2 separate regions of the Homo sapiens genome follow, and region 2 is linked to region 1. Evidence: read pairs that join two places in POLR2A ChIA-PET (ENCODE). Cell type or tissue: GM12878. All regions are shown on one strand. Each heading gives the region's core, and the rest is flanking DNA. Links, peaks and the distances in the headings are about the cores only.

Evidence for each region. Peaks named below come from ENCODE experiments on the same cell type or tissue, not always from the same donor. Only the 100,000 strongest peaks of a DNase experiment are listed, where the experiment ranks them.
Region 2: POLR2A ChIA-PET joins it to region 1 with 12 read pairs; 5 of 35 experiments call an interaction of 5 or more read pairs at or near these places.

What each region holds. Positions count from the first base shown.
Region 1 is chr10:72,060,514-72,075,989 of GRCh38, forward strand. SPOCK2 (SPARC (osteonectin), cwcv and kazal like domains proteoglycan 2) reads right to left here. Exons shown (of 11, transcript NM_001244950.2): 2 at 12,389-12,397; 3 at 11,990-12,035; 4 at 11,631-11,745; 5 at 9,799-9,913; 6 at 7,674-7,788; 7 at 7,100-7,219; 8 at 6,389-6,607; 9 at 3,665-3,727; 10 at 2,512-2,649; 11 at 1-2,392. The coding sequence ends at 2,247. Among named protein-coding and RNA genes, the nearest start is that of SPOCK2, 20 kb to the right of the region's middle. RefSeq lists enhancers at 8,568-9,075, 9,256-9,757. In GM12878, for the core only: a CTCF peak has its summit at 9,410 (motif pointing left); no DNase peak of the experiment used is centred there.
Region 2 is chr10:71,832,306-71,840,305 of GRCh38, forward strand. PSAP (prosaposin) reads right to left here. Exons shown (of 14, transcript NM_002778.4): 2 at 2,067-2,200. Among named protein-coding and RNA genes, the nearest start is that of PSAP, 15 kb to the right of the region's middle. RefSeq lists enhancers at 3,571-4,340, 4,158-4,227, 4,338-4,437, 4,341-5,110, 5,881-6,649. In GM12878, for the core only: a CTCF peak has its summit at 5,016 (motif pointing right); DNase peaks (open chromatin) are centred at 836, 4,106 and 4,576; H3K4me3 peaks cover 2,110 bases; H3K27ac peaks cover 3,430 bases.

The sequences.
Region 1 (15,476 bases), core at 3,298-11,297:
GAAAGTTCCAGAACTCCAGCTGGGACAAATGGAAGAGATAGGTAGACTCCAATCCTAGCAAGAGCAGAAGTTTCAAGTAGCTCCGAGTCAGAGGCGCGGCTGCCTCAGAGAGCAGAGGGCTGATGTGGAACAGCATTTCCCTGAACTGAGCCGGGGCTGGAGTGGGGAGGTGAAGGACAGAGAGAGGACAGGAGAAAGAGGGGACTGGGGGACCTGGAACGACGCGACACCTCAACAATCAGAACTGGGCTGCGGAATGGGAAGCAGTTTATGGAGTTAAGTGGGGCTCTGCTATTTCCCCCAAGAAGGACTCGGAAGATGTTGATTCCAGGGCAGAGTGAGGGGCAGACAGGATGAGGCTCTTCTGTAAAGTCCAACAGACGCTCACAGATGCTGGGAGGCTGGGGACTGCCAGGTTGGGAGCCTCACCCAGAGAGCCTCACTGCATTGACCCCACACCCACCACTCACCCAGCACACAGGGGGCCTCTCCTCACGCTCCCAGGCCACCAGGATGGCCCCCAGGTTCACACACAGGCACACGCACACACGCTGCACTCACCACGCACTGAAGGGCATCACAGCCCCAAGTCTGGGTAAGAAATTCTCCACCAAAGGTGTTAAGGAATTTGCTTTGCTGAGGAGAACTGGATGGGTGGGGGAAAACAGCAACAAACAAACAAAAGAAATGCACAGGGCCTCTTCTCATCTGGTGAGATGAGCTCACACTGCTCAGGGGATGTTGGGGAACAGCGAGGTGTGAGGTGTGGCCTCAGAGCCCGGCTGCACCTGTCCTGTTCCCTCTGACTTCTCACTTTTCCACATTGCAGGCTTCAAAACAGAGCTTGGGGAAGCCCCTCTGCGGGGCAGCCCTAGGGAATCCTCAGAGGGGCCAGAAGGAAGCCCTGGGGGCTGAGGGAAGTGGGGCTGGACATGGCCTGTGGGTGGCTCTCCCCTGGCAGGAGGAAGATCATGGTCTCAGAGTGCGGAAAGGCTGCAGCTTTCGGCAGCTGCTTCTCTCCGGGGTCTCAGGGACAGCTCTCTCTGTTGGTCTGGGCAGGACAGGAGTGTTAAGGGTCAGGGAGGAGGTGGGCACACACCCCCTTAGCCTAGACCCAGGCTCCTTGCCTGCTGCTCCTGGCCCTCAGGCGCCCTCAAGTGGATGAGGGGACCCCAGCAAGGGGGATGGAGGCAGGAGTTGCACCAAGGGGGAGCCAGGCAGAGGTCAACTGTGTAACCACCACCCAGTGTCCCCAAGAGAGCAGCCCAGATCATGGCTCCACCACGAGACCCAGAGAAAAGGGACAGGCTATTCCAGGGTCTAGGATTCAGAGCTGCCCCATCTCAACACCTAAAAGCTCCCCCAGGCTCTGCAGCCACAGCCTCCTCCTGCTGAGCCGACCCCCTCTCCTCACCCTGTTCTACCTGCACCACCTGGGCCACCTGGGACAGACCTCAGACAGCTTGGCGAGGCACCCTGTCCCTGGCCTCTCAGCTGCTGCCCTCCTCCTCTGCCGCCACCACCTTCATTCTCCGCCTTGGGTTAGGAGAGCTTCTCTAGTGTTTGGGGATCCGGCAAAGGGACAGGGCTTGCTGTGGCTGGGCGTCCTGGCCCGTCTCATCTGAGGCTGGTGGGGATGTCACACCACATCGGCCCAGTTTTGGGAGGACCTCAGCTGGTAGACAGCTCCCTGCCCCTCCCTCCCCTTTGCAATGGGGACAGGCTCGCAGGCCAGAGCTTGACCTCAGAAGCAAGAGGGAGAAGGGCAGACAGGGGTCGGTTGAGCCAGGGTAGAAACCAAGGGGAGCCAGGGTAGAAACCAAGGGGTCAGGGCTGGGCTGGAGGACACGGCTGGGGGATCTCATTTCATGGATTTTGACCTGTCAATTTGTATTTGTGTGTGAATGTATTTTAAAACCAACAACAAAAGGAAAGAAAACAGCTACAAGGAGGCCGAAGGGGCCTTTGGGTGACTCACTCTGCCAGGAGCAGTGTGGATCAAGGACACATTTGTCAGCGCATGCCACACACACACACACATACACACATGCATGCACACATGCACTCACACTGTCACCCGTCCCAGCCATCTGTGCCACACACATGCCATGCACACTCACACTCCCAGTCCCCCCAGGTGGAGCAGGGTCCTTCTGACTGCATTTCTGGATCCGTTCTCGAAGTTGCCTGCTGCTGCTCAGAGCTCTGCTGTTGAGTCCCCCCCGGCAGCCGGCTCCTGAGGGCGTCTACCAGATGTAGCCCCCGTCGTCAGCCTCGCCTGCCTCGCCCTCCTCCTCCTCGGCCTCCTCGCCTGCTTCCTCCGTCTCCTTCTCCTCCTCATCCTCCCAGCCGACACCGCTTCCAAAGTCCCCCGAGAAGCCCACGATGTCATCTGTGAGGGGATCAAGCCAACAGGGGGTGAGGGAGCTTCTGGCACGCACCCCCCAGCATCCCACGACAAGGGCCCCCAGGCCTGGGCCCCCAGCAGGCCCTGAGCTGCCCAGCCCGTACCGCAGTCGGGGCTCCCATGCGTGCGCGTGCCAGTCAGCTCCAGGCCCAGCTGGTCCACACACCAGCAGTCACCGCTGCTCTGGTCACACTGCATCTTCCGGTAGTAGCCATCCTCGTCGCAGCTCGGGATGAAGATGCCTGAATGAGACAGTGCCAGGCAGGGTCAGAGCAGGGGCCCAGGCTGTGGGCCCCTCAGAGAGGTGACCTCAGGTCCTCATGCATGAGCAGAAGTCTATACACCCCCAGAGCCCAGCCAGACCGGGTGCTGACCCCCCAACAGGCCCAGATGCTGAGAGCTGGACACCAGCCAGCAATTCTTTCGGCTCTACTCGCTGGAGATGAGGAAACCCGCTTCCTTGAACCACTGCTCAGGCCCCTGTGCTAGCTCCCAGCCGCCCCATCAGTTTCCCTGACTCCATGGCCCAAGTCTTCTAGGACAGCCAGTCTGACTTCACCAGGTTTGACACTCTCCATCCTCCCACAGTTCCGCCGGCCTGGCTGTCCCCTGCTAGGAAGGCCCAGCCTTCTCCTCCCAGCCACTCTGAGTCCGACCTGCCTCCGGGGCCCACTTGCTTTCCTGCAGGCTCCCCAGCTGAAGCTCCCAGGCGCCTGTGTACAGGTCACACTGCTAGTTCTGTCTTTTTAGTGTGTCCATTTGTGTGTTGTGTGTTTCCGGACTGGCCCGAGCTAAAGGGTTATGAGGCCAGGGAGTGCATCCTTCTTGCCATCCGCTCAGAGTTGGGCTGGGTCTATTGCTGTTGTATCTCTGGGGCCGGCCCCCAGGTGTTTATGGAGCATGTGAGTGAGTGTCACTCAGGGAGTGGCCTCACTAAAACATTAGTCACACCCTTGCTGAAGGAAACTGAACTCAGTGGAGGGTTCCAGGATCCTTCTGTATCCCAAACTCTAGCTCCAGCATGGATGGGCATAAAATTAGTGCCTAAAACACACTTTTCCCGGGGCAGATTGGGAGTCCCTGCCCCACCACAAGGATAGACACAGGAAGGGGGCAACCCTCTTCTGTCTTCCTAGGCCAGGGCCTCCTCTGGGCTCCATGTCTGCCATGAGGCCCAAGGCTGGAGGCCCTGGGTCTCAGACAAACCCAGGAAGCCGTCCCCACCTCCTCCTCTGAGAGCCTGGTCTGGCCCCTCACCTGGCTTCTTCTTGGCGGCCTCCTGGATCTGGATGCGCTCCAGCTCTGCCAGGCAGGGGGGCTCTGTGGGGAGAGAAGCAGCCTCTGATGGGACTGTCCCCTGGTGCTGGGGGGATGCACTGAGCCCTTCAAGGCTTAGAGACCCAGGCAGGGGCTCTGCAAGATGAAAACACCCCGTTTCTGACACGGGGTCACCCCACAGCAGGGGTGGGAAGTACAAGGGTTCTATGGCACGAAAACGCTCACTCTCTATTTAGGGGAGCTCATTCCACAGCTGTGGATGACCTGAGGTCCCCAAGAAGTCCTAGGGACCCATGAGAGGAGTAACAGGATTCAGAAGAGGAGGTGGGGTGAACACACAGACACCCAAGTATGAGAGAGCCCAGGGGAACGTAATGCTAGAGGGAATGTTAGAGAGAACTCCCAGGCCTGAAAATACAGCCACGCGCTACACAACAACACTTCAGTCAACAATGGACGGTGGCCCCATAAGATTACAACACTATTTTTACTGTACCTTTTCTATGCTTAGTTATGTTTATTTTTTTATTTTTTATTTATTTATTTTTTTGAGACGGAGTCTTGCTCTGTCACCCAGGCTGGAGTGCATTGGCGCGATCTCGGCTCACTGCAAGCTCTGCCTCCCGGGTTCACGCCATTCTCCTGCCTCAGCCTCCCGAGCAGCTGGGACTACAGGCGCCCGCCACCACGCCTGGCTAATTTTTTGTATTTTTAGTAGAGACGGGGTTTCACCCTGTTAGCCAGGATGGTCTTGATCTCCTGACCTCATAATCTGCCCGCCTCAGCCCCGCAAAGTGCTGGGATTACAGGCATGAGCCACCGCGCCCAGCCTTATTTTATTTTTTGAGATAAATAAAATAAATTTTTGCTCTCGTCGCCCAGGCTGGAGTGCAACGGCACGATCTTGGCTCACTGCAACCTCTGCCTCCCGGGTTCAAGTGATTCTCCTGCCTCAGCCTCCCAAGTAGCTGAGATTACAGGCACCTGCCACCATGCCTGGCTAATTTTTGTATTTTTAGTAGAGACAGGATTTCACCATGTTGGTCAGGCTGGTCTCAAACTCCTGACCTCAGGTGATCCACCCACCTCGGCCTCCCAAAGTGCTGGGATTACAGGCGTGAGCCACCGCGCCCGGTCTATGTTTAGCTATGTTTAGATGCACAAATGCTTACCATTGTGTTACAACTGCCTGCAGTATTCAGCACATAACATGCTGCACAGGTTGTAACCTGGGAGCAATGGGCCAGGTGCACAGGAGGCCGCACCACCAAGGTCTGTGTAAGTACTCCTATGATGCTTGCACAGTGACAAAATCACCTAATGATGCATTTCTCAGAATGTATCCCCCTCGTCAAGTGACGCATGACTGTAACCGGCAGCCAGCCTCTAACTTGTCTGCGACCTTGGGAAGTCCCCACCTCTCCAAGCTGGAAGCCTGCCTGGTTGTAAAATGAGGACAGTTCCCGGCCTCCTGCCCAAGAAAGTACAGAATGGATGGAGTGGCCTTCAAAGGCCCAGAAAGTCAAAGTGCTGGAGTGATGCTGGTCGCAGGAGGGCTGGGCAGTCAGAGTGGTGAAACAGATCACAATACCACACATTTGCAGAGGGATTTGTGAATTACACGGTGCTCTGCACAGATTTTCTTGGCTCATCCTCACAACAGGCTCCAAGATAGGTATTGTTATTTCCTGACGCAGATGAAGAAGCAGAACTCAGAAAGATGTGGTCACTTGCCGGGGGTCCCTGACTAGCGTATGGTGGGGCCCGGGCTGAAGCTTTGGGCCCTGACTGCCGATCCCCCACCAAGATGGGGAGAAGCATCCAGTGAGGAACACCAGGGCTTCCCCAGCTCCAGCCACACAGGTCAGGTGAGCCTGGGGACCTCCATTTTCCGAGATGACTCTGGTTTGAAAGCTCTGGTTTCAGGTATATTCAGCTGAGAAATTTCATCACATCTCTAAGGCTGATGACAACGTATGTAATCACTTATTGGTGGCACAAAATTTAAGATGTGCCTAAAAGAAGAATCACCGAGAAGCAAATGCATCTTCACCTCTAAGACCCTCACTTGTACAGCCCCTTCCCAAGCCCTCTGAGGGGCCCCAGAAAGTTTACATTCGTTATTTTTCATATTCTTTCTTTCCTTCTTTTTTTTTTTTAATAGGTTCTTGCTCTGTTGCTCAGGCTGGAGTGCGCTGGCACAATCTCAGCTCACTGTAGCCTTGACTTCCTAGGCTCAAGCAATCCTCCCACCTCAGCCTCTCAAGTGGCAGGGACCACAAATGCATGCCACCATGCCTGGCTATTTTTTTTTTTTTTTTTCACAGAGAGGAGGTCTCCCTGTATTGTTTGGGCTGGTCGCCAACTCCTGGGTCACATGATCCTCCCACCTTGGCCTCCCAAAGTGCTGGGATTTCTTTTTTAACTCTTTCTTAAAGAAGACCTCCAAAAGTATATAAGCTTCAGGACCCACAAAATCTGGATCCGCCTGGGAGCCTGCCAAGGAAGGGAGCTGAAAGTGTTGGCTTCCCTGGGCCTTAAGGGATGAAGCCCTAAGGGAGTGCAGGAAGTGGGCAAGCTGGGAAAGTGCTGGGCCTGGGGACGTAGCCAAGAAAGAGCCACTCTGACTTCCCAAGAGAGCCTGGAACTTCGGGTAGAGCCCACACGGGTGAGGCAGGGGCCTGGGAGGGGGGCTGCACTCACTCTCCCTCCAGAAGCAGAAGCACCACTCAGCAGTAGAGACCCGGCCATCCTTGTAGGTGTCACAGGAGTTGAAGAAGGGACGGATGCAGACCTCGTACTTGTCCAGGTTGATGGCGGCCAGCTCCGTCTGGTCCAGGAAGAGGTCAGCACTGGTGTCCAGCTTGGAGAACATCCAGCCAATGGAGTCCTTGCAGCTGGCCCCCAGGCTCTTGTCCAGCCCTGGGAAAAGATCAGGTTCAGGCACGCTTCATCTGGCTATTCAGCCGTTTCTCCAGCCCTCCATCTCTCCGCCTCGCCATCAGCCCCAGCCCTCTATTCTGGGTCTGGGCAGCTTGGAATCTAACCATGGGATTGAGAAACTCGAGAACGGCGAAAGGTCCTTCCTTCCACCTCCACATAGGACTATGCCTGAACCATTCAAAACCCGTTCTGAAAGCCCTGCAGGGAAAAGAATTCCTGCTTTCCCTGGGCTACCCATGTCAGGGTTTAAGCTCCCTCCACCCATGTTAAGTTCTTCCTACTAGCTAACTGGTATCCCTCCTGCTCTGGTGGAAGCCGACTTCTTTGGGGTGAAGGTTCTTTTGGGGCCCAGATTGTAGGGCCCAGAGTCTGGCAGGAAGGAACAAGGGCAGACTGGCCCAGCATACACCTGTGTCCTCAGCCCCTTCCCTATTTCCCTCCCTCCTCCAGGCAGAGCAGCAAGCTTCCTACCGCTGGCCGGGCCGGCTACACTGCTGGCTGAGCCATTCTGCTTGGAGTTCTCATGAAGGAGCTGGAACCAGTCCCGCAGCCGATCTCCCAGGTCAGCCAGGTCCTGACCGGTGCAAGTCTCTGCAGAACAGAGAGAAGGCATGGAGGGCGAATGTGCAGTGGAGCAGCAGGCTCGATCTCAGTCTGGGATCCTGCCCTACAGGCCAGGAGGCTGGGCAGGGGTCCGGGAGGCAGCAGCAGAAGGGAAGGTGGAAATCGGGGGCTTCCTCTCGAGTCCTCTCCCATTTCCCACCACCCACTCCTTCCTGGCATGAAAAACACACAGCCCAGGTTCCTTGTGGCTGAGTCCCTCCCTCTGCCCACCTTCCAGGCACCCAGGGGAGAAACGAGGGCTGAGCCCACGCCTCCTGCTCTGTGTTAATCTGGGCCTCTGACCTCACAGCTCCCTCAAGCTTTCTGCATTTTTGCCACTTCCCTCTTGCTCTGCACACCTCTTCTACCACCCTAGAGCCCTGAAGGAGGTGCCAGGTGGCCCTTCAGCACCCCTAGCCTGGTGGCCCAGCACTGTCCTCACCTGGTTTGCCATCGGCGGTGGAGGTGGCAGCCTGCTCCGTGGGGCAGGGGCAGGGGCCCTCGCATCGCACCGCCAGCTGCTTGCTGCTCAGGCACGCCTGTTGCTCCAGCTTACACTGCACATGGGGAAAGGTGGAACAGGGGACTGAGGGCTTACCCCAGGGGTCCCCACAGCTGGGGACACCCTCAAGCCTCTCATGGCAGCCACATCTGCCTCCCCCCATGGAGTGCCCATGAACAGCCTGAAGGGTCCTCTTGGTTCCTCTGCAGACTGAGGTGCACGGTGGAGAGAAGCAGGGCCCGGGAAGCAGGGCTCAGAGCTGGTCCTAGCCATGCAGGCTCCCATGAGCCTGCTCGGCCCTCTCTAAGGATTTGTCCCTCCCAGGACACCTGTCTCCCCTCCCCTGCCCCTGTCACCCCTCCCCTGCCCCTGTCGCCCTTCCCCTGTGTTAGCTGTCTGTTGCCCCCCTGGCTCTCATGGCCTGTTCCTTGGTCCCTCTGTAATCAGCCATCAGCCCTTCCCTCAATGATCTCCCCCCAGTCACCCCAGTGGACTTTTCTCAGTTCTCCTGATAGGACACAGCACCGCCTATGGAGCATCTAACAATTCCTCGGCCTTCGCTAAGAACTGCTTCTGCCACAGCTGCCTGCTAAAGCCAGGTTCTGACCAGGGCCTTTTCTCCTGGTCATATCTCTTTCTTCTCATGGGGCGGCTGCTAATGGGAAGCGGGTCATCACAGCGCTCGACAACATTATCTCACTTGGGAGGCTTGGGTTTCTCCTGCTCAGCAGAGAACAGCAAGGCGCACAGAGGCCCAGTGACTTGCCCAAGGCCATGAGCCGGGATGAAAGCCAGACTTCCTGCTGACCTCCACCTCCCTAAAGGACAGCGTGACCCCTGGACCGGACCGCACTGCAGCGTCCTGCCCAGACCTCGCCCTGGCCTTGGGTTGTGGGACACTAGCTCCTCTTCTTCTCCTCCTCCTCTCTGCCAGCTCTGCCAGCTCCCCTGCACCCCTCTCACCTCCTAAATGCAGCCTCTGCCCTGGCCTCTTGCTCATTCTCTCTCTCCTCCCTTTCTTCTCCCTGGATGACCTCATCCCCACAGCAATGTCAATCATCACCCACAGCGGGTGACTGAAATCTGCATCTCACTCCAAGAAGGCCCCTCAGCCCTGGCACCCACCCCAAGCCAGCTGTCAGTGCCCTCCCAAACCAAGCAATTCCCGACTCCTTGTTGCCAGTAAAAACATTCATTATCAGCACCTGCATTTCTATGTTACTTTTTTTTTTTTTTTTTTGGAGACAAGGTCTCACTCTGTCACCCAGGCTGGAGTGCAGTGGTACAATCATGGCTCACTACAGCCTCGAACTCCTGGCATCCCCCTCAGCCTCTCAGATAGCTGGAATCACAGGCACACGCCACTGCACCCAGCTAATTTTTGTATTTTTTGTAGAGACAGGGTCTCACTATGTTACCCAGGCTGGTCTCAAACTCCCGGATTCAAGCAATCCACCCGTCTCGGCCTCTCAAAGTGCTGGGATTGCAGGCGTGAGCCACCGTGACCAGCCTAAAATTTTTTAAATGCTTTCTCAAATATTGTCTCCTGAAATCCTCATAAAAATCCACATAAGGTGCAAATTCATTCTCCCAATCGGTTCCTTCTTCCATCACCTTCTTATGGAGGATTATTTCCTGCTGCCCCAGAAGGCCCCTGCTCACTGGTGAACACTGGCGCCTCCCTGTGGAAATCCTCCTTTCTTCCCCCACTAACAATTGGATGCCAGAGCTCCTTCTTCCACAGCCCTCCACACTTGGCTGAGGTCTTCCCTCAGTTCCTTTGACTTGCAGTTACCTGACCATAGTGTCTCTTCCAGGCCCCACTCCCCACCTGCACCTGTCCGAGGTCAGGGACAGACAGGGTCTGGCTCCAACTCTCAGGTAGTTCCAGCCAGGGCTGCAGGTGGCCCCAGTATGGCTGGCTGCATTGAACACACTGACCTTGCCATCTGGCCCCACCTCAGTCCTGGAAACCCCTCCGGAGGCCCCAGCTGGGTCATCCTTTCTGCTTCCTGTGGCCTCAGGTGACTCCACCCCCACCCTACCTGGGGCCTGGGCTCCTCACCACAGAGCTGTAAGTGTGGCCATCTGAGCCGCAGACAGAGGCAAGCTGGGCCATGTGGCAGGGCTTGCAGATGGAGTCTTTGTTTCCATGGAGTTTCACGGTCGGCTGCTTGATCCTACAGGAGAGGGTGGGGGGCACACCAGGGTGGAAGTGACAATGAGGAAGGAGCAGGGGAAGGGAGGGCTGAGCAGACCTGTTCCAACAGGAAGGCAGCAGCAATCTTCAGCAGATCAGCCCCTTCCTGCCCCTGCCCACCCTCCCCACACTGCTGCCAGACCCTCCTCCAGCTCAGAAGGGTGGAACCAACTGAGCAGGGCATAAATTCCCCCAGCTTCTCTTCTTCTAGGAGTCACTGAGTCCCATGGGGCCTTCAGGTAGCAACTCCAGGTCTGAAGGCCAGAGGTAAAAGGGGGTCACACTTCACTTAGGGGGTCAGACCAAATCTGAGGTTGCAAACTGATGACCTCTGGGCCATACTTGGCCACCAAGTGTTTTTTTTTTTAATTGAGTTATTTATGCACTAACATTTACCAAATGGGAGAGTTCACATAAATACCTGGATTCTTGGCCTGTCTTTGAAAAATGGAAGCATGGGAGTCCTGGACCTGCATTCCTACATAGCTGTAATAGACCAGGGCCAAGAAGCAGCTGCCTGCTTTCCACCACACCTGTGCTCCACAGAGTGGCCCGTGACCAAGCACTCTTCATGCATTACATTACCGGCCATGCCCCTGCAGCCTTCTAAGACTGCAACCCCATCTTTCATCTTCTATGATTCAGGAAAGAAGGGAGGGAACTGGAACCTTTTCCAGGGTCTTGGAGCCAGGCAGAGCCTTGTCCTTGGGCTGGAGCTAAGACTTCCTTTTTTTGTTTGTTTTGTTGTGTTTTTTTTTTTTGAGACGGAGTCTCACTCTGTCACCCAGGCTGGAGTGCAGTGGCGTGATCTCGGCTCACTGCAACCTCCGCCTCCCAGGTTCAAGCAATTCTCCTGTCTCAGCCACACGAGTATCTGGGACTACAGGCACAAGCGACCATGCCCAGCTAATTTTGTATTTTCAGTAGAGATGGGGTTTCACCACATTGGTCAGGCTGGTCTCAAACTCCTGACCTTAGGTGATCCACCCGCCTTGGCTTCCCAAAGTGCTGGGATTACAGGCAGGAGCCACTGCACCCAGCTGGAGCTAAGGCTTCCTTAAATGTCCCTCACTCCTTTCTCCTCTGCAAGCTACAACCTCTCACAAGCTACCACCTTAAATATTTCATGAAGTCACTGCATGTCAGAGCTGAAAGGAACCTCAAATTATATGGTCTAACCTATTTGTCTTAGAGATACTACATCAAGGCCCAAAAAGGAGATGTGACTTTCCCTGCATCCCACAGGGTTTGGTAATTGTTCTCATATGGTGTGGCTTTCTCCTTGCTCATCTCTTAAATGACTTACTTTAGGTGAAGGCAGCCGCCATGTTGTGAGGACACTCAAGCATCCCTATGGAGGGGTCCACATGATCAGGAACTGAGGCCTCCCACCAAGAGCATAAGAGTGAGCTTAGAAGTGGATCCTCCAGCCCGACAAGCTTTCAGATGAAACAGCCCCAGCCAGCACCTTGACTATAACCTCAAGACAGACCCAGAGCCAGAACCATCTAAGAGAACCACTTCTGGATTCCAACCCTCAGAAATGATGTCAGATAATACATATTTGCTGTTTTAAGCACTAAGTTTTACAATTTATTTAACAGCAGTAGATGGCTAATTCATAAGGAGAGGGTCAGTTGAGCCCTTGCTCTTTGAACACACCCCCTCCAGGGCTCCCACCTCCCCAAACCTCTCACCTGTGCTCCAGCTTCTTGCGACTGATGCACATGGCCCGCTGGTAGCCCTGGGCAATGCACACCTTGTGGCGGCTGCACTTCACCTTCTGGCAGGGGTCCTTGGTGGTATCCAGGGCTGCAGGGGCACAGAGTCAGGACACAGGTCACCTGGGAGAACCCAGGAACCTCCAGCCCCACTTCTGAGCTGGGAGGCCTCTCCCTCCAGCAGCCCTTGATAACCAGAGCTCCTGAGCTCAGGAGTCCCATCCCCACCGGGGCCTGGCTGCTCAAGGAGCCCCCAAGCGGGCTAAGGGCTTGCCCTCTGGTCTCAAGTCTTCACACGTGTCAGTCACCTTCCCCCGCCGGGAGAGTCATGTTACCTTCATCTCCTTGCTGATTGTCCTCCCAGCTCTTGATATAGTCATCCTAGAGGACAGAGAGGGACAAGGGAGAAGGGAAAGGCTAAGATCCATATCCCAGAGGTTCAACTGCGGGGTCGAGGAGAGGCCTGGGCCAGCGATGTCATGTGCCAATGGCCGTCATCCTGGTGGCTGACCCCTGTCCACCCAGGCCCTGCCAGCTGCCTCCCCCACACCTCTATCCCTATAAACCCATGTCCAGAATCCTTTCCAGCCTCTCCCGTGAGCTCCTGATTGCTCCCATGCCACACTGGAGGCTGGCAGGGAAGGCAAGTCAGAATGAGGGTGTGGAGGGACACAGGAGGGGAGGGGGTGTGCTCTGCAGAGACCACACAGAGTGGGGTCCTGGGCAGTACTCACCTCCACTTCCTGGAGATCAGGGAACAGCAGCAGGCCATGGAAAACGGAGCAGGAAGAGAAAGGGAGAAAGATGGGGATATCAGTGTGAGGCCCTCTGGTGTTCCTGGGGTCCCCTGCCTCATCATGTGGCCGAGCAATGGCCTTCGATGGCTGTGTTCCTCTGACCCCCAGGAACCCCAATAAGAGGCCAGTATTCTTACGTCTTCATCACAGAGCTCAAGACTGGCCTTAGGAGTAGCAGGGGCCCGTGGCTTTGAGAGGGTGGGGCACCCCCACTCCGTTCCCAGTCCAGCCCCAGCCCCACCACCAGGACAGATGTCCGAGGTGCCCATGCTGCGTAGGAACAGAGCTTCTCATGCCTATGCCCTGGGTGTCTCAGAAACTGCCTGAGAAACGGTGCACTGTCTGTCTCCTGCCAAGGCCCCTTCCTTGTCAGTCCCCACTCCTGACCTCTGCCCACCATGTGAGTGAGGTGGGAGGAAGACCCCCTCACCCAGTCTGCAAAGGGATGCTTTTTGCTCAAGGTCTGACATCTCTGCAGAGCTCAGCTCATACACGGAGTGAGGGAGGAGGCCATGCCTGTGATGAGGCTTGCCCAGTTATCACGATTCAGCTTCAAACCCTCAGAGGCAGAGGACCCAGAAAGGGTCCTACGAGGTCACCTGGTCCAGCCCCCCCTTTGTGCCGGAGAAAGCCCAGAGACAGATGACCTGACCCAGGTCCTCCCGTCACACAACCCAGGTCTCCCGATGCCCAGCACAGACCACTTTTCTTGCTACAACACACTCTCTGAGGCCTAAGGCACAAGGGAGACCTTCTCACCCTGCTCCAGCTGCAGGGGCCTCTCAGGCCCGTGGACCGCAGAGTGGCCAGAGGCAGAGAGCCTCCCACCTGACCCAGCTCCCTGGCAAGAACACTCAACTTATCTGGCTTCCTCCCTTTCCCCTACGGGGCAGAGACAGTTGCTAAAAAACACCTAACAGTCCCAGGGCACTCCTGGTGGAAACTCTGCCAGGCAGGCAAGGAGGGGGCTTCCCAGGCCTGCAGGCTGGCAGTGACAAGGACCAGCTGCCCACTTCCTCTGCGTGGGGCTCCAGGAGGGGCTCTGGGAGCTGGGGGGAGAGGGGCATGAGAAGCTACGCGCAGCTGCCCCCTTCATCCTGAGTTCTGCCATAGCCCAAAGGAGCAGAGATGTGTAGGGGTGAGCAGAGCTGTCAGGTCTGGGGGAAAAGGGCGGTGGGGCCATGGCACCAAACGGCACCCACATGCGTGCAGCAGTGGGCACACAGAAGGGTGCCTAAAGGGCTTTGAAATCCAAGGCCTTCAGGCTTCTGAAGCCTCCCCTGGAAGCTGGCAAGCGTCAGAGCAGGCAGGGTGAGGCCTCCTGGACAAAGGCCGAAGGGGCCAGACCCGAGCAAGCAGTTGGCATCACCACCGAGAAAGATGCGGTGTGCACAGGCATAGACCTGAGTGCATGCTTCTGCATGTGTGTGTGCATTTATGCAGACCCAGGTGCACCCATGCACACTCACAGGTCTGTATTATGTAGCATGTGTGTGCAGGCATGTTTGTGTGTATGCACATCCTCATTTATGCACAGGTGGACATATGCACACACATGTGTAGTGACAGAAGGAAAACAAGGACACTAACAAGGACATTGTTCACCCAGTGCCAGATGGTTTTTATCCAGAAACGAGGTAACAAAACCCACTCTGTGAGCAGCCTCCAGTTTCACACTCGAGGCTCTCCCTCAGGCTGGCCTTCCTGCCTCTTCCGCAGTGAGAGAAGGAGGCAGCAGGAGTCGGGAAGGATGGGGAGGGCGGGAGGACCGCAGACTGCTCCCGTGAGAGCCCACGGCGGCTCTCTCCCTCTCTCTCCTTCTTCCTCTTGCTTTCACGTGCCTCCCCGTGTGTTCCTGTGTCCCTCTCTCCTCTGTCTCTCATTGAGCCTCTTCCTCATCCCTCTGCTCGGCCCACACCTGGCCCACACGTACCTGTCCTAGCAGCCAAGAGTCCCGCAGCCCCTGGGCCCAGGAGCAGACAGAGGAAGGCTGCAGGGGTGCTTCCTGGGAGCCTGTGGGGCACCTGGCCCAGCACTCACCCCATCCCTCAGGCTTGACCTGAGCGCTCCTGAGCCCCCAGGCAAGCCTCTGGGGAGGCTGCAGGCACCACTTCCCTCGTTTGCTAAAACCAACGAAGCCTTCTCCAGGAGCTCCTCAGGGTTCAGGGGTCCTCTGCTGGGGGTCCACCCCACAGGAGATGGAGGGAGGCCAAGAGAGGTGCAGCTGCTGAGGCCATGATGACAAGGGTTGGGGCAAAAGTGGCAACTGGTCTCCATCAGCTGGGGTCTTCCCGTCTGTACCCATCATCCCCTGGGGCAGGGGTGGGGACAAGGCTGTGCAGGTGATGGGAAATGGCTGGGTTCTGGGAGGGAGGTATGAGCCCTCAACCATACCTGCCCTCAACCAACAAGATCTGTGTGCCCATAACCCACCTGCCCCAGAGTGGAAGTAGGGAAGGTGCCTCCAGCCCCTGGGTGTCATCTGAGGCCCCTGGCACCGGCTCACTCCCACCTTCTGGCCCAACCCTGCTGCCTTAACCTCCAACCAGGCCGTGAGTGGAATTTTTGGGACTCAGTACACAGTGGATTCTCAAAGGTCAAGACCAAGAATTTATGATTAGAAATTTGGGGGAAAGTGGGGATGGCGTGGGAGTTCTAAGAAAGGGGCTTTCCCCAGCTGCTCCACCATCCCCCACTCCCTTCCTGACTCAGCTGGCAGGGAGGGAGCCCCTTCTGTGCAAAGCACTGCCCCCGGTTCCAGCCTCGACTTTTTGCCTCTGCTGTGGCCAGGCTGGGCAGGCAGGATGGAGGGGCCCCAGTGGATCTGGATTCCAGGACCCTCACTCCCAGGAAAGCAAAGGCAGCCAGCCAGAGAGGGACGAGGAGAGCAGGGCCCTGGGGTCCTGCAGATCCCCAGGCTTCCCCCGACCAGTGCACCTTGGGCAAGCACCCGACCTCGAGGGGCTCAGTGCCTATCTCCCAGGACTACTCAGAGATTAAAGCAGATGGCACCTGCGGGGTGCCT
Region 2 (8,000 bases), core at 1-8,000, 230 kb before region 1:
GAAGGCACACCCACACTGAACCGTTCACCTGCGCATCCCCTGCCTCCCAGGCATGTTAACAAGGCAAGACCACACCAAAGCCAATCTTCTGATTGGCACCAAGGCCCCCACCTGGACCAGAGGCCATGGAAATTCTAATTGGTTCCTGCGGCCCTTGGGGAAGAATGCCCAGGCTCCCTTCTTGATGTCAACTGACTTTCCATCCATGGAGAAGAAACATGTCTGGGTGAGACTGAGGAACACCTATGAACTTAGCTGCATTTAGAGAAACCAACTTGAACCTAGTCAGGCTAATACAGTCATCCTTTGGTATCTGAGGGGGTATCAATTCCAGGACCCCCATGGACACCCAAACCCCAGGATGCTCAAGTTCCACAGACAGCCCTCAACATTTGTGGAAACAGAGGGTCAAGGGTACTGTGCATGGAACCATATCAAGAGAGGGCCGGGCCGGGCGTGGTGGCTCACTTGGGAGGCCGAGGCGGGCAGATCACGAGGTCAGGAGTTCGAGACCAGCCTGACCAGCATGTTGAAAACCCCATCTCTACTAAAAATACAAAAATTAGCCGGGCATGGTGGCGTACACCTATAATCCCAGCTACTTGGCAGGCTGAGGCAGAAGAATTGCTTGAACCCGGGAGGCGGAGGTTGCAGTGAGCCAAGATCGTGCCACTGCACTCCAGCCTAGGCAACAGAGTGAGAGTCCATCTCAAAAAAAAAAAAAAACAAAAAACAAAAACAGAAGGCCGGGCCATGACAAGACCAGCCAATCAAGTTTTAAAGTCCTTACGGGACACACATTAAACCTGGAAACAGGAAGTAGTATTAAAAACAAGATTGAAGGCAAATTAGAAACCAAATCTGAAAGTAGTTTCAGGCCAGTCGTGGTAGCCCACGCCTGTAATCACAGCACTATGGGAGGCAGGAGGATGACCTTAGCCCAGGAGTTCAAGACCAGCCTGGGCAACATGGTAAAAACACTATCTCTACAAAAAATACAAAAATTAGCCAGGCATACTGGTCCACATCTGTGGTTCCAGTACTCAGGAGGCTGAGGTGGGAGGATTGCTTGAGCCTAGGAGGTTGAGGCTGCAGTGAGCCATGATTGTGCCACTGCACTCCAGCCTAGGTGACAGAGCCAGACCCTGCCTCCAAAAAAAAGGGCAAGTATGGCCACAGAAGGCAGTTTTCCAGTGAATAATTCACAAACTGTTTCTAAAAGAATGGTGCTAAGCTTTCTTCTCTTACTGAAGGAGCAGTAGTGGCCACTGACAAGTTTTTTAGAACCCAAAGTCCACTCAGTCAAACACAGCCCGTACCACATGATGGCCGGCACAGCCCCAAGTGAGCCCAGGGCAGCAGCTCTGTGTTGAGCTGGCATGGTCAGCAGAGCATCTCCTGAGAGGGCTTGGGACCGTGAGGAACACACCCATGGCTTGTCGCCTTAGACCATGCCCCACATTAATACGCTACATTTAGCATTATTTAGATGAAAAATCAGTGCTAGCTTCCTCAGTGTGGTTACAGCTGGAAACCAATTTTAAATGGCAACTGCACTCCAGGATCTCAATCAGCAGTTTGCCTGTTTGAGAGGAGTGAGGAGAGAACAAAATATGAAACAGGCAGAAAGTACCTGAAAAGCTCAGCATTTACTTTTTGGAGTGAGTGACCAAGGATAGAGCCGCGCCCATGTGCCCAGTGGTGGGAATGGGCACTGCCAACCCACTGGCCTCTTATCTAAGGTGAGAAGTGGGATCTGCACAGAGGCCCAGAGGCAGCATGGGGCAGGCACCTGGAGCCGCAGGCATGGGGGACCTCATCCTGTCTGCCACAAGAAACCAGGTAGCCTCAGGAGAGTGAAACCTTAACCTCTCTGAGCCTCCATCTCCTCTGCTGTAAAATGGGTACATTCACCAATAGGTCCTGCCTCCCACACAGAGTCACAGTGAGAAGTAAACAAAACAAGGCAAGAAAAAGTGCTCTGTCAATATGGCAGTGAGTTACAGCTGTTCTAAGGGGACCCAAGAGGAGTGCTGCGGCTGGGACTGGAGGGCAGCGGCACTCACCACTGTTGGCTTGTTCCAAACGGTCTGCAGGCAGTGCTTCACTGCCCCGCAGTCGGACGCCGTCTTCACATTCTGGCACCACACTGCCGAGCCCCTGGTGCATTCTTTCAGTCCAAGGACCGGGCCGGCTAGAGCTAAAATGAAAACCAACGTGAGGAGGTGGCCCATTTTGTAGCAAACCAGGTCGACCTGACTTATTTCCCCAGGGCTGAGGGCGACTGTCCTTGAGCTGGACTCTGCTACTCAGCCCCTCACCAAGCTGTATGGGACACCAGCCACACAGATACACGCCTGTCCCGGTCAAGAAGCTGGCTTGTCTGTCACAGGGCTAGAAGGGACTCATGTATCTGGTTCACGTTCATCCTCTCTAGCTACCTTTAAACAGTATCAGGGAGTATCAGAACTTTAACCTTAAAATGTTTCCATAAGTAATAAGGTATCATCATAACCTTAAAATGTTTCCATAAGTAACAAAAGAAACCATAGGAGAAAAGACTAACAAATTCAAATACAGGGAAGATTTTGACTTCTGTAAAATGGATAACAACTGTAGAATGAAGGGTTTTTTTAAAAAAGAAAAACAGGCTGGGCACGGTGGCTCACGCCTATAATCCCAGCACTTTGGGAGGCCAAGGTGGGTGGATCACGACGTCAGGAGATCAAGACCATCCTGGCTAACACAGTGAAACCCCATCTCTACTAAAAATACAAAAAAAAACAATTAGCCAGGTGTGGTGGCGGGCGCCTGTAGTTCCAGCTACTCGGGAGGCTGAGGCAGGAGAATGGCGTGAATCCGGGAGGCGGAGCTGGCAGTGAGCCTGGGTGACAGAGCGAGACTCCGTTTCAAAAAATAAATAAATAAATAAATAAATAAATAAAATAAAAATTAAAATTAAAAAAAATTCATACCCTTATAACATAAAACAATGGCCAGCTGCCGGTGGCTCATGCCTATAATCTCAGCACTTTGAGAGGCCGAGGTGGGGTCAGTTGAGTCCAGGAGTTCGAGACCAGCCTGGGCAACATGGCAAAACCTCATCTCTACAAAAAATTAGCCGGGCATGGTAGCACGCACCTGTGATCCCAGCTACTCGAGAGACTGAGGTGGGAGGATAGCTTGAGCCCAGGAGGCAGAGGTTGTAGTGAGCCGAGATCTCACCACTGCACTCCAGCGGTGAGCTACCATACCTAGCCCTAAAAATATTTTATAAACTGCCTTGAGAGTGCCTATGTTTCTTAAAACAGGTCCTTGATTTTAGAACCAAAAAAATGGGGAAAAAAATCCTCAGATTCACATCTCACTTCTAGCCCAATTATTTAGCTAGGAAACAAGAGATTACATCGGACTACACATAGAGGATGGTGGCATGAGGGTCAAACTCCAACAGGCATCTCAGTAGGGTTGAACAAACTTTTGCTGCAATAGATACTTGACCCAAGTCTGAGACAGAAAAAAAAAAAAAAAAAACAAAACACAATCACCTGAGAAACACACTTAGAACCTCAGGAATCTTGCTGTATGCTGCTTCCCTCTGTAAGCCAATTCTACATACGTGTGTAACACACATAGGAAACACGTGTTGTATAGGTCAGTACGTGTTCTTCCTCCAGGAGAGGGTAAGGAATGAACTGCTTTCTTTCATTACTACCTCCACAAGCTACTCACACAAAGACTGAGTCCCACAAAGCTCGAGTCAGATCACCTTCACCCCTTCAGACACAAGCAAATGAATTATTCATCTGCTGCCCAGATTATAGCCTTCCCTGTCCCCTGGGAGCAAAATCACAAACACGTCCAGTTCGCAACCTCAACCAAGCTGGCCACATTCCAGAGGCTGCTGGTTTGGACTCTAGTTTCCAGGGGAAAACATGTGCCAGATGCAAATCAGTACCAAGCTCCCCAGATGGCTCACAAAAGCTTAGTTAGCCCGCAGTGTAGCCAAGCATGGCTGGCGCCAGCCTCAGTTATAAATCTCAGGGGAGCGGTGGAGGGGAGGCAGAATTGAGTCATGAGGGTAAGGGCTCTGGGGACTGTGCGGTCACAGAGACAGCACAAATAGGAACCCCAGACCTGATGACTCCCACCACACCCTAGCAGGCCCTGGGCCCCTAGGACTCTGAAAAGGACCCATGATGACACCATGATACACTGCCTAGCCCTACCTCCAAATCAAGATGAACAGGAGGCTACCAAATGAGTCTCTAGGCAGAGGAAGGCAGAGTGATACACAGGGAAGCCAGAAGAGGATGGGCTCAGACCTCAGGAGACCAGAGCCAAGACAGAGGAGTCACCACCAAAAGCAGGGGCAAGTGACCAGCACCCCCGATTCTTAAAAATGCTCATCCAGTGTAATGTCCACCCAGCTACTTTCTCCAGCCCTCTCAGCAGGGAACTAGCTACAGCTGACCAAAATCTAGAGTGTTTCCGGAACACAACACACTCTCACAGGCCCATGTGAGAATACTTTGTAGGCTGCCTACTTCCTCTAGGAATGTGAAACAATAATCGTTTTCCATGATGACTTTGTTACTTGTTTTGGTCCGGCCAACCTGGACTGAAAATAATCTTGGGCAGCCCCTTGTATCTGAAACTGGCCCAGCTAATACAAACTGACTGTCACTTCCCAATCCATGACCTACTGAATGGCAGCAGGCCTCTTCCTCAGATCTGGAGGCAAAAAGATACGCATGGTGGAGAATTCGGTACGCCTATAAAGTCAAGTTCCAGCGTAAAACAGATTTCCGTGGACACAGGAAGTAACACGTAAATTCCAACTCCTAGAAAGTGCCTTCTTAGCAAGACACCCCCTTCTACCTCCAACCACAAGCCAAACATAAAGGTGCATGTTACAAAAACAGCCTGTGGTATGCAACGGATTCCATCTCCCAGGATGAACGACATGATGACATACGTTCATAGACTGCGTGTCCTCAGGGCAGGCACCACTGGGTGGTGCTGGGGAGCTCCCAGCCGCCAAGAGGTGCAAAGCCCACTCCCAGAGCAGATCTCCTAAGAGGGGATCAAACAGTGGGTCAGAACCTTTTGGGGACATGGATCCCTTTCCCAGAAACTTTATTACACACACATTTCTCCTAGCACTTGAGGAACTTCTCAGGTCCCAGCTGTGGATTAATCATAAAGCTCTACAGGCAAGGGTGGTTTTTCTCCACACAAGCAGGTAAACAACCCAGCTGAAGGCATGGCTACCAGCTCCACTGACTGCGCAGAGCCCGAGGCCCTCAGGCCAAAGAACAAATGAACAGTCACGATTTTCTTTACCCCAAAGAGCAGGAGGAACAGACATCTAAGTAATGGTGTGTGATCCCACGCATCGGTGGGAATGGGAGCGGCAAGGCAATGCTAACGGAGCCTTCCTCAAAACGAAATTGGAATTGGCACCTGCAAGATGGTGACAGAAAAGGCTGGCTACGTGGAGAGGGAGTGGGGAATTCCAGAACATTCCAAAGGAGTCCAGTTCTCTGTGGGGAAGGGAAGAAACTGTCCTGTCTTTTCAGGAGCGAAGCCAAGGGAAGTAGCGGCAGCCAGGCTGCAAAGGCAGACAGATCTCAGGTGCTTGGGGGAATGGTCTCACCTGCCCCACACACCCTAAGGTGAGGGCTCAACCCCGTGGGCGATACTGCAGGAAGCTTCAGGGATTTCTGGGAGGGACAGGACAGGCAAGCTCATGTGTGGGTCTCAACCACCCAGGCACAAGGTGGCAGAACTGAAGAGGAGGTGGGAGATACCAATGTCAGGCACCTAACTGGAAGGCGAATTCAAAAACGTCCACATGAGAAATGGAAGCAGCAAGAGCCAAGAGAGGCTAACACAGAGTCCAAGAGAACAAGATGGGCAAATGGCACTAACAGGGTTCCATGAGAAGTTGTGCAGACTCAAAGGGAAAACAGAACAGCAAGGGCCAATAGCACCAGGAGAGACACGCCCATGAGCAACGTGAGCTGCTCAGCAGAGGCCAGGGAGGGGAGGGCCTGGGGCCCCACCCAGAGAGTCCCCTGGAGGACTGGGGATGAGTGACGGGAGAAGGAATGTTTCAGAGACACGCGGTCATCTCCAAGGAGGGGGAGAATCCCGTACACCTTCCACCAGGGTGTGGAGCTGGTATGAGTGGCTCCAGACCACAGATCTCTGAACAATGGGTGCAAGGAAGCAGACCACAGCTCCAGGTAAAGAATGCATTTAACATCCACCCAGGGGCATAAAAAGAGAACGGATTAGCTGGACGTGGTGGTGCACGCCTCAGTAGTCCCAGCTACCAAGGAGGCTGAGGTGGGAGGATCGATTGAGCCCAGGAGGCGGAGGTTGCACTCCAGTGCCCCAGCACCACTGCACTCCAGCCTGGGCAATAAAGCCAGAGCCTGTCTCAGAAAAAAAAGAGAGAATGAGTGGCATCATTAGGTGATGACCTCACCAACAGTGGAAGCAAACAAGCAGAAACAAAATGCATAACTTATGAGCAATTCTATATAAGAGGGATCCTTTCAGTGGTGGGCTGAACTAAAAGAGCTCCGAGGAGCTCCAAGTCTTCACTCTAACAAGGCAGATAACATTTTCAGCATTTATAACTAATAAATAAACACTACCCAAAAACACTTTCTCGTGAGTTATTTCTCAAAACATGTGGCCAGCAAAGCCTTTAATCTCTATTCTCATCCTCCCACACCCTACCCCCAAATACCAGCTTCCTTCTCTGAGGCAGTATGCTGAACTCCAAAAAAGTTCTTAGAATGTTTGACCTCCTAAAGATTTCCAATTAAATGTGTCATAAAGACATGAACAGCACTCGGGGCAAATTGAGCACTTCACTTCTTAGTTCAAGGGCCTGGCAAGACAGCTTGGAACAACGGGCTCTTTTTTTTTTCTTTTGAGACAGAGTCTTGCTCTTGTCGCCCAGGCTGGAGTGCAGTGGCACGATCTCGGCTTACTGCAGCCTCCACTTCCCGGGTTCAAGCGATTCTCCTGCCTCAGCCTCCCAACTAGCTGAGATTATAGGCGCCTGCCACCATGCCCAGCTAATTTTTGTATTTTTAGTAGAGACAGGGTTTTGCCGTGTTGGCCAGGCTGGTTTCGAACTCCTGACCTCGTGATCCACCCGCCTCGGCCTCCCAAAGTGCTAGGATTACAAGCGTGAGCCACCATGCTTGGCCCCACAATGGGACTTTTTTAAAGACATAGATTTCAGGGCCATGTGCGGTGGCTCATGCCTGTAACCCCAGTACTTTGGGAAGCTGAGGCAGGAGAATCATTTTGAGCTCACAAATCAAGACCAGCCTGGCAACACGACAAAACCCCATTTCTACAAAAAATACAAAAATTAGCTGGGTGTGGTGGCAGGTGCCTGTAATCCCAGCTACTCAGGAGGCTGAGGCAGGAGAATCGCTTGAACTCAGGAGGCAGAGGTTGTAGTAAGCCGAGATCACGCCACTGCACTCCTGCCTGGGCGACAGAGCGAGACTCCATCAAAAATAAGAAAAACAAATAAGCCATTATTATTCTATGTATTTGTTGTTTACAGTCAAACCTAAGCCCAACTAATATACATACTTAATCAACGACCTCGCTTACAGAAAGGTCTCCCAACAAGTGTTTCCTGGCTTACCCCAGTGAGGATACCGAAAAGCCCAGTACACAACATAATCACCAAAGATTTTCTGAAGCAATCTTAAAATGACAGGACAACATTTCCTAGAATGTGATAAAACAATCAGTCTCATTATTTTAGCCATACAACATATGCTTTTCCTTTTAAATATTTTAGTAACATGCTAAGTACAATTTGAATCTAGCTACCAGAAAAAAAAAAAAGAGGTAACAGAAAATGCATGCAGCCTCCCAGTGCTGACAATCAGAGCCTACATTCCACAGGGCAGCAGATCTGCTGCCTGGGTAAGGCGGCACCATGGCAACAGGCAGGT